Linked DNA regions of Homo sapiens: all the other regions are linked to region 2. The links are chromatin loops, found by intact Hi-C in ENCODE. Cell type or tissue: GM12878. All regions are shown on one strand.

Region 1 (5,000 bases), 220 kb after region 2:
TGTGGGAGGCATTGTTCTAACTACCTTTACAAGCATCATCTGAGCTAATCTCTCAACAACTCTATAAAGAGGCAACTATTGTTACTGTTGTTTTACAGATGAAGAACATGAGTCTTAGAGAAGTCAAAGAAGTTGCCTAAGGTCACATGAGCAGTGAGCAGAGGAGTTGCTTACCTTTGTTAGACTCCAAATCCTGTGTGACTATGAAACTCATTAACTGAAACAACCCGGCACCTTTGGACCTGTGCAGGCAAAGGCAAGGGAGTTGACCAGGAGCACACAGCACAGACGAGAACAGTCCCAAAGCCTTTTGCTGTATCCCATCTGTGCAAACCACTCCCAATAAACAAACAAACACACACCAGGCTTCTTGAACAATTTCTCCCCGTTGCCAAGCTATTGGAAGAAAAGAACGCAAATCCGATCAGATTCATTACTAGTTTGAGGATTGCAAATACATTTCACCTTGGGTTGGATTGCGAACCATATATGGAAAGGACACCATGTTGATCAGTGTGCATGCACACACACATACACACCCCCACTGTGTGCAGTGACAGAAGTGCTCATTGTGTGCCAAACACCACCCTTGTTCTGTCCGGGGGGAGGTGCTGCGAAGACTGGGGAGATGGAGGCAGGCTCTGCTTCTGGCTGGATTCCTCAACCCACCTCCCTAGGCTCCCTGACCTTCCATTTGAAGGTCCAGGCCAAGTCGCAGACCATATGCCAGTTATCCAGGGAGCTTGCTACAAGTCACCCTCATGCTCCTGGTCTTCCATTCCCAGCCGTCAGCCAGAACCCAGATTCAGTGACCAGTTATGACCCCTGGGAAAGAGTTGCCCCAGGTTCGATCAACTAAGCTCCCCCAAATGGCTCTGCTTTAATTCTTCCTAATCTTGTTCATTCCCTCCTTGCCTGCTACATGTGGCTGCCAGGAACCCTCACATCTTGGGTCTAACCACTGAGAAATGGTGGAGATGTTTGGATTTGATGGAAGGATTTGGACAAGCAAAGATGAGGGTATTGCAGGTGACTCGAACAGTTGAGTACAACTGTAAAGAAGGAAGTCATTGTCCTGTTCTGGCAAGAGCAAGTAATTTATTTAGTATTTCTAGAATCTCAGTCTAAGAGAAAAAACTGGGCCTTGGGTGACAGGAGGTGGGCAGGAGTTCATCCTGCCCTGGCTGGCAGATTTCACACAGGGAGAAGAGCCAGGGCAGGCAGCGAAGAGAGCGGTTGGAGGCCCAGGCTTGGGTGGAGGTAGTGGGAATGAAAGGGAGCCAATACATGGGGGAAGTCAAAGAGCAGCTAAGGACCAGGCTGGGGAGAGGAATGGCCAAAGAGAAGTCAGAGTTGGCCCGAGTCATCTGGTCTGCATGGGCTGGAGACAGGGAGGCAGCAGAGAAGGCAGGAGGAGGAAGGGCTCAGCCATTGGCACTTAATAGTTATTATTTTTATGATTTATTTATGCCTCAATTACTTTCAAAAAATTAAAGCAGCTAATAAAAAGTGCATGACCAATAAAATGTTAGCACATATTGAAACAGTGTTTTGCATAAGTTGAGTTGAAGGTGCCAGTGGGGCCTCCTGGGGGAAGATTCAGCAACATTGGGAAATCAAGAAGGCACCAGGGTGTCCTCTGGATCGAGCCTTGAGTGGAGGGGGCTGCTCGGCATCTGTGCTGTGTGCCCAGACTCCCCTCAGTGCACCCCTCCTGTGCTCCCCATGGGAAGACACACCCCTCCCTCCTTCCTTTATCAGGCCTCCTGAGGGTCAGGCCCCTGCAGGGCCAGCAGCCATGGCACAGTCCTTGGTGCATAGTGGGTGTGTTTCAGGGCCACTGGACTGGACTTTCCTTTTGGTGTGGAGGGAGGGAGAAGCAATGGAGAAAGAGGCGAGGACAGAGAGCGCCACATCCTGGGGTCAGATCTCCAGGACTGATGGTGCATGTGAGGCAAGTGCAGACTCTTCCAGAATTAGAAAGGAGATGCCGAGCATGCAGCCGCGCTTCCATGGTGTATGATTCAGAATATTTGTCCTGCACTCTGCAGGTCATCATAACACAAGCTCATTCATCAGCGAGTGTCTTAAGAGTGAAGAGTCATGGCTGAAAGCAGAAGGATGAATCAGTGGTTTCTAAAGGTTCCTCTCTCTCTGAGTCAGGGAATGCCCCTTTGTCTATATTTGTAACTGCTCCCTTGTTTCAGAACATTTCCACTTTTGGAGAAATGCCATAAGTTAGTCTGGCTTGAAATTTGGTTTCAATAGTAAGGCCTTCTCAATCCCTAAATGATGAAAATAATAAAATAATGGAAATAAAAGGGATTTTAATTTTCCCTGGCATCTATTTCAAGTATTATTACAGTGCACTGATTGTTTGTAATGTTTATTGAAATGTGTCAATTTCCCTTTTTCTTTTCCTCTGTTTTCACTTTTGTGTCCAGAGTTGGAGATTTCCAGAACACATTGGCAGCCATGTGCATACAATTTCCAACTTTAGAACACTGTGTATGAATTATGTTACATATCATGAGGTTAGAAAATAATGCAAAGGACACTGGGCTTTTGGCGGGGGGGGGTGTTTGTGTGTGTGCACACAGGTATGTGTGTGTGTTTGAATACAACAGCCTCTAATGACATCAAAGGTCATTAATAACAATTCAATCAATTATCCGTGAAGGTGTAAGATGCTTACTCTGTGGAGTTTAGATAGATTTGAGAACATAAGAGTGATTTTATTTTTGCTTTTTGTGCATTTGAAAAGGACACAACTCTCCTATGCAGAGTTTTTGGTTTCTGGTTGTATGATGCTTTTTATCCATACATAGGCGTTGTGAGCCCACTCTAATCACTTAGATTTTTTTTTAGTAATAGTTTCCTTACAATCAATCATGCCAGCAGTTGTGAAAATATGCTATAAGCTTTATATTAAGACAAATAAAGTTGAGATGCTGTGTCTCCAGCAGAAATAACTTCCTTTCTATTTCTTATTTCAATCAGTCATGCCAGAGATATAAAACCATGCCATCAGCCATTTGCATGTGTTGAGATTCTGAGTCCCAATGCAGATTTAAAAGAGGACTTTCCCTCTAACTCCTTGCCTATTAATATACTCATTCACTCATTCAATTATTCAACCAGTGTCTATGAGCTCCTGCCGTGGTTCAAGCACAGCTGGAGTGGCTAGGTCACAAAGATGAATTGGACATGGTTAAAAGTCTTCCTTCCTCTCTGGTGAAGGGATTTTTGTTTGTTTGTGTTTTTGGTTTTTTTTGAGACAGAGTTTCACTCTTTCGCCCAGGCTGGAGTGAAGTGGTGCTATCTCAGCTCACTGCAACCTCTGCCTCCTGGGTTCAAGCAATTCTCTTGCCTCAGCCTCCCAAGTAGCTGGGATTACAGGCACCCACCACCACAGCCAGCTACTTTTGTATTTTTAGTAGAGATGGGGTTTTGCTATGTTGGCCAGGTTGGTCACGAACTCCTGACCTCAGGTGTGTTCCACCTGCCTTGGCCTCCCAAAGTGCTAAGATTATAGGCATGAGCCACTGTGCCTGGCCTGGTGAAGGAGATTGACTTTGAAATGGTGAGTGATAAGCTAGATGCCTACCCAAGCTATAATAGTATTAGGATCTAGAAGCAGCACCCAGGCCAGCTGCAGGGTGGAGATGGATGAGGGAAGGCTGACCCCTGAGCCAACTCTTATTATTACTGATATTTTAAGAAAAGATAGGGGTTAGTCACATTACAAGTAAAAGCTTTTCTTTACTAAAAAGATGTTTTGTTTATTTCACATTGTACAGTATACATTATCCTTCAGATTACATTTTATTGATGATTATAGATGATTCATAACTTGAGAGGAAGTATAATAGGAACCTTTGTCCACTAAAGAGTACTAAGACACTGAGGTGAATGCTGCAAACCATTCTGTTGGTCAGGTGGAAAGGGCCCATTTGAATTATTGATCTTAATTAATTACCAGCACAGGACTGAGGGTGGGGCCAGGGAGGGCAGCACAGGCCCAGGCCATGGCTGGTCATGGGTGATGACAGGTGCTCCTGGAGAGCTCAGCAACTGTGGCCGCATGTGGATGACCCCGTGTGCCAGGCCCCAGGGGACTTCACCTCTCAGGCTGTAGGCAGCCACTGAATGACGCAAGGCAGGCAAGAGGCATGACCAGAGTGGGATGTTTCCAAAAGACCCCTTTCTGATGAGATAGTGGATTCACTTCCCATTGCTATAACAACTTATCACAAACTTTATGGCCTAAAGCAACAGGAATTTATTCTCTCAGTTCTGGAAGCCAGAAGTCTCATATTAGGTATGAGAAGGGCCATGCTCCCTTCAAAGGCCCTAGAGGAGGATCCTCCCCTATCCTCTTCCAGCTCCTGGTGGTGCTTGACCTTTCTCGGTTTGTGGCCACATAACTCCAGCCCTTGCCTTCATCTCCACATGGCCTCCTTCCCCTATGTCTCTGTGTCTTCTCTTCTATTCGAGGAATACTAGTCATTGCACTTAGAGTCCACCCTAAATCTAGGGTGATTTTATCTCAAGATCCTTGCTTAATCACCTCTGCAAAGAGCCTCTTTCCAAATAAAGTCATATTCTGAAGTTCTAGAAGGGTGGATATGAATTTAAGGGATCCACTATTCAACAACTCCAGATGGAGGGAGGTTGGAAGAGGTTCGGAGGATGAGGTCTAGCAGGACATGGGAGGACATTACAGAGGAACCTACAAGAAGTGAAAGAGAATGCATAGGTGGCATGCTGGGGCAGGTTTCAAGAAATGTGTGTTCAGGAGGAATAAGGGAGGAAAGGGTAAAAAAGAAGGATGAGGGATTGTGGCGTAAAAGCCAAACCTTCACAAATTTGCTTTCCACCCATGTAGGTATCTTCTAGCATTAAGTTCTAGTTCAAGTACCACCCTCTCTCCTGTAATGGCTGACAAAAGTGTTACTAGGATCACCTCATTTAATTCTTAAACAGTACTATTATGATCA
Region 2 (5,000 bases):
GTTGGCCAGGGTGGTCTCAAACTCCTGACCTCGGGCGATCCCACCTTCCTCAGCCTCCCAAAGTGCTGGGATTACAGGCATGAGCCAGTGTGCCTGGCCTTTAACTTAACTTTCTACAGTTAATTTCTTATTTTCTTCTACCTCTCTCATTCCTGTGTCCACCTTGAGCCCAAGGTTTGCTATTTTGTTTCTTGCCTCATTCAAAATGAAAAAAGTGAGGTAGCTATTTAAAACACATAATGATAAGCAACTTAGGGAATTATAGTTAAAGGTAACATCGGTAGACAAGATAAAGCCCAGGGAAGTATTTACAGCAAAAATACATGCTGCAGTAACCTGAACACATACTATATTAGGCAGCATATTTGACTCAACATTTTTTTTCTTTTTTTCTTTTTTTTTTTGAGACGAAGTTTCACTCTGTCGCCCAGGCTGGAGTGCAGTGGCACTACCTCGGCTCTCTGCAACCTTCACCTCCCAGGTTCAAGCAAGTCTCTTGTTCTCAGTTTCCCAAATAGCTGGGATTACAGGCACCGGCTACCATGCCCAGCTAATTTTTGTATTTTTAGTCCCGACCTCAGGTGATCTGCCCACCTTGGCCTTCCAAAGTGCCAGAATTACAGGCTGAACATTTTTTTCTTTGGAAAGAAAGAAGATTCACTTGCATGGATCAGTCTTCACAAAGTAAGACAGATAATCTAGAAGATGCATCACTATCTTGGTACTAAGGCCTGAAGTGTACTAAGGCCTGGGGCTTCATAATGAAAATTGTATAATGGCGCAATCTATGTTAACATTCCTAGAGGTAAAATCACCAATTTCATTGGGTATGGTATAGGCCAATGTTACGTTGAAGTGCAATTCAGTAAAAAATTTTTAAAACTTCCAAAGTGTTAGAATCCCAGCAAATAGCTCTTTCAAGGCTGGGCTTGATCTAAGCATTAAAAAGTTGAAATTCCAGAGGAATTGGTTATCTGCATATTATTTAGACAAACCTCTACAGATAATTATTTTTAACCCTGAGAAGTCATACAATGCTGTGTGTCAAAGATAGACTTGAGGTGGAATCAGTGGTTCATGAACACTGGGGATGAATATATTCAACTGCCTACTCAGTATCCTCAGTTGACTAATAGGTTGCAAAGTGTATCTCCAGGTAACAAATTGTCCTTTGATAGTACAGACTGAATGTATTCATGTATTGATCTGGCTGCTACAGATGTGAGAAAAAAACATTCTTATGTTGAAAGCTTAACCTCCAATGTGATGGTATTAGAAAGTGAGGCCTTTGAGTGGTAATTAGGGAATAAAGGTATACCCCTTATGAATAAGGCTGATGCTCTTATAAGAAGAGACGCAAGAGTGTTCTCTCTGCCCTCTGCCATGTGAGGCTCCAAGGAGAAGGCTGACTACAAATCAGGAAGCAGGTCTTCACCAGAACCAAATCTGCCAGCACCTTGATCTGGGACTTTCCACCTTCCAGAACTGTGAGAGATGAATCGTTGAAGAAACGCTGTTTGTTAATTTCTTAACAGGAGCTTGAGCTAAGACAGAGGCTCTATATGCAGGTAACCTAGTGAGAGTACGTGGGCAGAGTGACTGTTTTCTGTTTTCAATTCATGAATGGAGAAACTTATTATAAAATGCATCCCAAATTAGGCAATTATTAGATAGCAAAACCAGATATCTAGTCCATGTCAGAAAACCATGTCATAAAGGAGAGTACTTTCACTTTTACGAAGGGGTTGTCCCATCAAAGTTTTCTTTATAATACATTTTATCACTTCATGCCTCCAGTTTTTACTATGGCAGAAAATCATTATGAGTTGGAATTAAACCAATTATGTAACTGATTCAGGTTTTGAATTAGAAATTAATTCCCTTGTCCCTACTCATTCCCTACAACATGAAGATGTTGAGACATCTTACTAGGTTATTTTGGAAGGAGTCATTCTTGACTCTGACATCCCACCTTTTCTCCCTTTCACATCCAACCTGCGAGCAAATCCAAAAATCCCATTGATTCTACCCTCATTATATACTTAGAATCTGGCCATTTAACATGAAGATTTATGCATACATATTTTTTCTTGGGAAACCAAAAATAGTTTTGGTGCACTATGGATGACCCTAATGTAAATAAATTGTGATCTTTTAAAAATACGATTTTTTCATAATTTGTGTAGTGTGACTTTTAAGTTAAAAATTTATTATTTAAAGAGGTTCAATGAGTAGGGGCCTTTGTAACATTCATGATACGGGGATTGCCCTCCCACTCTCCTCAGATAACTGTTTTCTACACCTGCCTCCACCCTCCCATATGCAATTATGTTTCAGGGGCAGGATTTGCCCCTCAATATTTCTAAATCTGTGCTAAGGAATTCTGCTACGATTAGTGTTTTTCTGGCAAATACACAAACATAGATGCTCTGTCTTCAACTGCAATTTTTAGGGAGCAGTGTCATTCCATGGTCTAGATTAGTGAATAACATTTCCATCTTGCCTTTGAAACAGGATGGTGTCGCTTCCAGCTGCTGTCCTCTCGTTTTTTCCACAAAGGGCATCCAGAACAGCAACAGCTAAGGCAAATAGAGAGATATTCCCTGGTGCTCAGTGGAATGTCCCTGGGCTACTCTTTACCTTACTTCCAACCTTCGTGTTACCCTGCCCCTGTGTTCCTCTGCTGGCCCCGGTGACGGTCTGTGCACTCACCTCCTCCACGTTTGTGGAGTCGCTAGTAAGCATTAGGCATGCAATTTGGAGGTAGGACAGGAAGAAAGCTAGAGGGTTAACGAGTTCCAGTCTCTGGACCCTGGTGTTCAAGCTCAGAGCCAGCTTTACAGTTTCAGCCTTTAAACTCACATGAGGAACTGCTACAGTTTACTAGGCATCAGCAAGCCGCTCCACTAGGGGGCAGCAGGTGAATTGCACTGAAATTCTCAAATGAAATAATAAACCATCAGGTACAGCAATGCTGGGGACATTGTCTGTTTCTGCCAAAGCCATCAGCCTGTGGCTAGCAGACAGGATTACTGCAGGGGGAGAAAAGGCTGTCTGCAACGCTGAGTGAAAGCTAGAGGCTGCCAACAAAACTGAGCCTCCCTATCACTGTGTCCAGGGCTTCTCTCCCTCCGCCCTGGGTCAGTTTGCTCTCGCCAGTGTTCCCTCCTTGATCCTCTTCTTTTCCAACCCTACATCCTTGGGTACATGCAGCCAGCTTAATTCTAAAATCCTTTCCAAGAGCATCTTTCAGGATAAAAACTCTTTTCCAATATTCCCCAATATTACATTTCGGTAACTAAAAAGAACTACTGATTTTCTCATTGACATTCTTCTAATCAGTAGTTCTCAACCAGGGATGATCCCCTTCCCACCCCAGAGGACATTTGGCAATGCCTACAGACATTTTTGGTTGTCACGCTGGGGTAGGGGGGTGAGGGATGATGAGAGCTACTGCCTTCCAGTGGGTAGAAGCCAGGGACGATGCTCAATATTTTCCTCTATCAGACTCAATAACACTAACTTTTTTGAATAAAAAATGTGACATGAAAATATTTTAATTTTCTAGAAGTCTCAGTGAGCCATCTTATTTTCTTCCATAATTTAAATATGCAGTGATGACCCTCAGGTCTGTGTATCTAGGTCTCATTTTTCTATTAATCTCCAGACCCATGTTTCCAAATAATACGAGATTTCCATTAGAACGTCACATAAGTCTCAGTAGATCATAGCCTAACAACTTTTCCAAATCTCTCCCTGTAAATTTGCTTCTCTGATAGCCTAGCTTGGTTCGCTTATTCATTCAACAAATATGTCTAACATTTCTCCAACCATAGACTACCTCTGATTGACTAATGGACATTTCGGGGTTAGCATATTGAAAACGGAACTGCTGATCACCCCTATCCCTTACCCCACTAGCCAAACTTGTACCTCATCCAAACTTTCCCACCTTGACACAAATCAAATTGCTCCAGCAAAATCCTACTCATTCTTGATTTCTCCCTTCTCATCCCACATAAGCAACTCCTTTGACTCTACCCCCATAACATATCCTGAGTCCCAAGTGGCATTCAGTTTGGAATGACAGGAAGGGATGCCAGTGTAAGGAGAATGTGCTGGGAAGGGGCAAGAAGGGATCTAGGGAGACAGGCTAAGGGTCTCTGGAAGAAATCCAGGCTGAAGATGATGTAGCCCAAATCAGAATGGTGGCCAAGGACAGAAAGAACTAGAGGAAATAGAGATACATATTTCAGAAGTGGAATTGGTGAGGACTTGGTTGTAGAAATGCAGGAGAGGGGAAAACAGGATAATTCCCAGGTTTCTAGCTTGAGTAACAGAGAGGATGTGATTAGGGAGCCTGTGAGAGGTGAAGGCAGATTATGCAGGAAACTCAAGATACCCATTTTCGAGAAGCTACATTTGAAATACTTATTGGACATCGAAACTGAGATGGCAAGCAGGCTAATGGATATGTGAGTATGTAAATTTGGAAGCAGTCAGCAGATGGAGTGTATTTAAAGCCATTAAAATGAATGAGATTATCCACAGCAAGTACTTATGAAAGAAGAGAACCCGAAACTGAGCCCCGAGGAGAGGGGTAGCCTGTCGAGGAGGACATTAGACTGTCACGCCACAGATTCCAAGAGGGAGAGCATTTCAAGAAGAGGAAACCAGCCATCCTGTCAAATGCTGCTGGGAGGTGAAGATGAGGATAGGAAAGTACCCAATGATTGTGGCAATTGGAATTCATCTGCAAGATGACAAAAGTGATTTTATTTCAGTGTTGATGGCAGAAGACAGACTGGAGTGGGCTAAAGAGAAGATGTTTGCTGAGGTGGTAGAGGCCGTGTTCCTAGACAGTTCTTCCCAAAAGTTTTCTTCTGCTAGGGAGTAGAGAAATGAAGCAATAGCTAGAGGAAGATAGGGAATTAAGAGGCCACTGTGTGTATGAGTGTCTGTAAGTGTGTGCACTGCAAACTGAGAGATCAATATGTATT
Region 3 (5,000 bases), 370 kb after region 2:
ATCTTAGCTGACTAACTAGTTCTCAGGGAAATATTCTTGGGTCTCTTAAAGGTTTTTCCATCAGCTTGGTTAGTGCGTTTATAATACACACATTAATGTAAAGATGGAGGTACATAAATTGTTGAAATTTTTACACAAATAGCTGTGACTAGCTGAACTGGATTTCCAAAAGTTAAAATTCAATTTATTTCTGAAAAAAAATTGTTCTTGAATAAAAGTAGATACTATAGATTAAGAACAGAGATTGCAAAATAACAGCCTAAAGAGCATTTTTTTTTTTTTTTGAGATGGAGTTTTGCTCTTGTTGCACAGGCTGGAGTTCAGTGGTGCGATCTCAGCTCACCGCAACCTCTGCCTCCCGGGTTCAAGTGATTCTCCTGCCTCAGCCTCCCAAGTAGCTGGGATTACAGGCATGTGCCACCACGCCTGGCTAGTTTTGTATTTTTAGTACAGACAGGGTTTCTCCATGTTGGTCAGGCTGGTCTCGAACTCCCGACCTCAGGTGATCCACCTGCCTTGGCTTCCCATAGTGCTGGGATTACAGGTGTGAGCCACTGCCCTCGGCCGCATATTTTGTTTCATTTACATTGTTTTGTTTTAAATTTGATTGATTATCCACACTTAAAATGTAGAAGTTTCAAGTTGAAACACAACTTTCTAGCTTCTTTCACAAAAGCCTCCAATTTGGCAGCCTGAGCCTGTGATACCACATGGTTCTAATCAGCTGGAGTTAAGCGTCTGCACCCTCCCTAGACTGGCCTGTAACCTTCAGTGTTGCCACAGTCCCCTCCCACCCATTCGGACCTTCATCATGAGTGTCTTTTGTTTAGCACTTGAGGCAATTAGGTTTAGGCTCCGAATCTAGGGTTTTGGTTTGATTTGGTTTGGTTTTGGTTTTGGTTTTGGTTTGTTTTTTGGTTTGGTTTTTTATTGAAATGGAGTCTCACTATATTGCCCAGGCTCAAACTCCAGGGCTCAAGTGATCCTTCAGCCTCAGCCTCCCAAAATGCTGAGATTACAGGCATGAGCCACCATGCCCAGCCCAGATCTAGTTTTGAGTCAACTCAAGGGCATCTTCCCGCAGCTGGTGAGTGCTGATGTTATTCCTCAAGTTAGGTACCCACTGGAAGAGAAGCCTGTTTGGGGAGAAGGTAATGAGCTCAAGATGGAATTACTGAGTGTGGAACACCTGAGGGACGTGCGTCCACAGTGAGTGAATGAATGAATGGTTCTGAAGCTCAACCAGGGATCCGAGCTAGGGTTGTAGATTTGGGATAACAGACACCTTGGGGGTGGATAAGCTCACTCTAGTGTTGTGTATAGAAAGAGAGCACCAGATAGTCACAGTGAGAGGGGGCAGGGGAGAGGCAGACGAGGAACTCAAACAGAAGAAGAGGAGGTGGTGAAGGGGCAGGATAACCAGGAGACTAGAGAGAACAAAGAAGAGGGTAGTAGAGGAGGGGGTGGGTAGCCATATCAGGTATTACGAAACTCCATGAATGAATAAGATCTGGTGTTAACATGACATTTTGACTGAGACAAAAGTAACCACAACTTATCATCCTAGAACCTTAATTTGACAGTTTGTTATTCTCATTGTAGCTACACATATATAACTGTGAAGTTATGTAATGCAAAATGCCAACACTTTCAACGGCATAGCATTTCAAAAATAACTTCCAAATCCGAAATTGTCTGTGAATCTTAAAAGTCAATAATGTGTAAGTCCTTAGTAGCTTATCTTCCACATTTTCCGTGCTTTGCCAGAGATCAAATCAGAGATCTAGGCTGAGAAATGTAGAGATGGTGATTTCATCTCATCTGTCATTTCATGAATGAGGAGATGTCGAATCAGTGGCTCCCACAGTCACACAGCTGCCTCCCCTGGCTCAGGACTCATGCTGCCACAGGGGTAGCACAGCATTGTGGTGCAGTGTTGGGTATGGGCCATGGCACATCCGTGTGCCATCAAATGTCCAGCAGAGGCCAGGGTTGTGATGCTTTCAGCATGGTAGGACTTCTAGAGCTCTCAAAGCAAATAGGACTGTTCTGACATAAGAGGGGGAAGATACCTGGATGTAGAGGGTGAAGTGTGGCTGCTGATTTATGGAACCCAACTCTTGAAGAATTAAAGTTTTTCCTTTACATCAGGCACCCTATTAGAATCTAGAAGAGCAGAAGCTGTATAAGGCACAAACAGAATTCTTGTGTCCAAAGAAACAATATGAAGGAAAGGCCACAGAAGGGGAGAAAGTGGCATTGATTTTTAGGAGCTCCTCTATCACTTTATGCTTAGAGTTCCTGCTTCTGCAAGAGAATGGCGCTTCTACATCATTGGCCTAGTAGTAAGAAAGACAAGTAGATTCTCCCCATATCTCCCGTCCCATTATTATTGTTATTATTATTATTATTATTATTATTATCATTATTACTATTATTTTGAGATGGAATCTCGCTCTGTTGCCCAGGCTAGAGTACAATGGCACGATCCCAGCTCACTGCAACCTCCGCCTCCCAGGTTCAAGCGATTCTCCTGATTCAGCCTCTCAAGTAGCTGGGATTACAGGCATGCACCACCACCCCTGGCTAATTTTTCTATTTTTAGTAGAGATGGGGTTTCACCATGTTGGCCAGGCTGATCTCAAACTCCTGACCTCAGTTGATCCACCCACCTCGGCCTCCCAAACTCCTGGGATTACAGGCGTGATCCACCGCGCCTGGCCCTGTCCCATTATTTAGTGAAGTCATGGTCCAGCCACAGTGGGAGAATCCTGGGAGATTTTTTCCCAAGATTTGGTTGTCAGAAAGCATGAATTACTCTGAAAAATGGAAGCCATATCTTTTTTCTGATGGGTGTAGGAGACCTGGGTAGTATATTGATTCTCTCTTTTAATCAGTTATGGGCTCACTTGCTCATTCCACTCTTAACAGCAATAGCATGTTTGTTGTCCACTCTTCTATTATAGATTATGGCATGGAAATCATAGCTATGATTTTTATTTTGAAGACAAATCCAGAGAAAATATATTACTTGTTTCTTAGGTATGTCTGTTTCTGTAAGCTTTATTAGACCTTTCTGATTAAAATTATAATAATCCACAAAGATCCTTTCTCTATTATAAACTGAGGAGCAGGTGGTAGGATTCTACACACCAGAAGAAATGCATACCACTCAGAAAATGTAATCTTTTCCTGAGGAACTTTTCTGTACATGTTATGTACAAAATGTACGATGACAAAATCTTGAACAGTACTGATGTGAGCTAGTGCTTCAAGTTATTATTAATGGTTTTACATAGTAAGTGTCATAGGGATTTGCAATAGAGGGCCCTATTTTTGGCCCAGATTCTAAGCAGAAATAGCTGCTTATTAGATGTTGGACACTGGTCTAAGACCACTAGCTGTATTAGCTCAAGGAATCCTTTCAACAAGATTTTGAGGTAGGTACTTATAGTATTTATCCTCATTTTGTAGTGAGTGATTAAATAAACTGCCTAAGATCACATAATAATGGTAGATGTAAGCTTCCTGCCTCAAAGGGGATGTAATATTGCTCCCACAAAGAGGCTTCCATCATGACAAGAATGCAGAAAATAACAGCCTCCTGGTAGAGAGCCTAGAGCACCCATTCCACACTGAGGTGGAGAGTGTGGCTTGGCCCACAGCATCCATTCCAGTTCTCCTCTCCCCTCCCCTTTTCTCTCCTCCCCTCCCCTCCTCTCCTCTCCTCTCCCGTCCCGTCTCCTCCCCTCTACTCTCTTCTTTCCTCTCATCTCCTGTGCCTTCCCCTAGTGCAGAATCTGGTCCTCTAAATTTACATTTCCCAGACTCCCATGCAGCCATGTTCTGGATGCAAATTCGATTCATTTAGCTGCACCTGTGCAAGATCGGGAAGGTGAATATGTGAAATGTGGGGAAGCTTACATCTACCATTACTATGTGATCTTAGGCAGTTTATTTAATCATTCACTACAAAATAGGGATAAATACTATAAGCACCTACCTCAAAATCTTGTTGAAAGGATTCCTTGAGCTAATACAGCTAGTGGTCTTAGACCAGGCTCTTGGGCCTGTGGCTGCTACAAGCATGGCCTTGAGAAATGGAGCTTTTCTGCAGCAGCATCCTGTGTCTACTCTCTAGCTTCCTGGACACCAACAGGCAGTGGGGGTGGGGGCAGGCAGTGACCTACTCCGCTTGCCACTGGCTGGTCACTGTCTTCGCCGGTGGAGAGACAGCCGCCATGGCCTGGACAGCAGCCTCCTGCCCTCCAGATTGCAGTGACTGTACTGAGTTTTCATATTCAGCAGGTCCCAGGGCAGCCCTTGCGAGTGAGGCAAAGGCATCAGCCTCGTTGGAGAGCCAGTTAGGCAGTTATCCTGATTCCAGAGGCCCTGCCTAGAGTCCACTTCTCCAGCCCTGAATTCCCTGCATTAAATCCCTTTCTGCATAAAATATGTAGACTGATTTTGGATTTCTGCAGCTGACCCTGTCAATGCAGTTTGATTCCTAAGCAAAGACTAGTAACTTTTCTAACAACTGGTAACAAATGCCTTTGGGGAAGGGTTTGACCTCTCAGCCCAGGCAAGAATACTGACTACTCTATTTTTCTTGTGTGATACTTGTGATTAAGTGTTATTGTTAGTGTGAGGGAAGGGGATGCTTATCAGGACTAACAGCCAGTCCTTTAAAATATATTGTGTTTAAATGTGTACAGCAAAATATACTTTTTTCTCATTATTGTGTGTGTGTGTGTGTGTGTGTGTGTGTGTGTGTGTGTGTGTTTGCCATCCTCGTCATCCTTTGCTGATTCTTCCCACCTCCCCTTCATCCTTTTCTCATTCATGTTCCTGTGGTTCCTTGATAATTAACCCCCTTTTGTACATTCTATATTCTAATGAAATTACCTGTTTTCTTGAATAAATCTCCAAATATATTAGAAACTCCCTGAGAACATAGACCGTGACTTGTTCACCAGTGTATCCCCAGGGTTTAGCACTAT

The links. A loop is a pair of places that touch in the nucleus more often than their neighbours do. Peaks named below come from ENCODE experiments on the same cell type or tissue, not always from the same donor. Only the 100,000 strongest peaks of a DNase experiment are listed, where the experiment ranks them.
Region 1: a loop joins it to region 2, with 3 times the contacts of the local background. A loop is called at or near these places in 1 of 110 quality-filtered maps.
Region 3: a loop joins it to region 2, with 3.0 times the contacts of the local background. A loop is called at or near these places in 1 of 110 quality-filtered maps.

The regions. Positions count from the first base shown.
Region 1 is chr7:43,162,828-43,167,827 of GRCh38, forward strand. All of the region lies in intron 2 of HECW1 (HECT, C2 and WW domain containing E3 ubiquitin protein ligase 1), which reads left to right. HECW1-IT1 (HECW1 intronic transcript 1) reads left to right here. Exons shown (of 7, transcript NR_135295.1): 7 at 99-360. Among named protein-coding and RNA genes, the nearest start is that of MIR3943, 14 kb to the left of the region's middle. RefSeq lists an enhancer at 1,742-1,801. In GM12878, no CTCF peak of the experiment used is centred here; a DNase peak (open chromatin) is centred at 2,134; H3K27ac peaks cover 655 bases.
Region 2 is chr7:42,938,533-42,943,532 of GRCh38, forward strand. No RefSeq gene overlaps it. Among named protein-coding and RNA genes, the nearest start is that of MRPL32, 8.7 kb to the left of the region's middle. In GM12878, a CTCF peak has its summit at 2,908 (motif pointing right); a DNase peak (open chromatin) is centred at 2,909; H3K27ac peaks cover 813 bases.
Region 3 is chr7:43,313,071-43,318,070 of GRCh38, forward strand. All of the region lies in intron 4 of HECW1 (HECT, C2 and WW domain containing E3 ubiquitin protein ligase 1), which reads left to right. Among named protein-coding and RNA genes, the nearest start is that of MIR3943, 160 kb to the left of the region's middle. In GM12878, a CTCF peak has its summit at 1,964 (motif pointing right); a DNase peak (open chromatin) is centred at 1,441; H3K4me3 peaks cover 491 bases.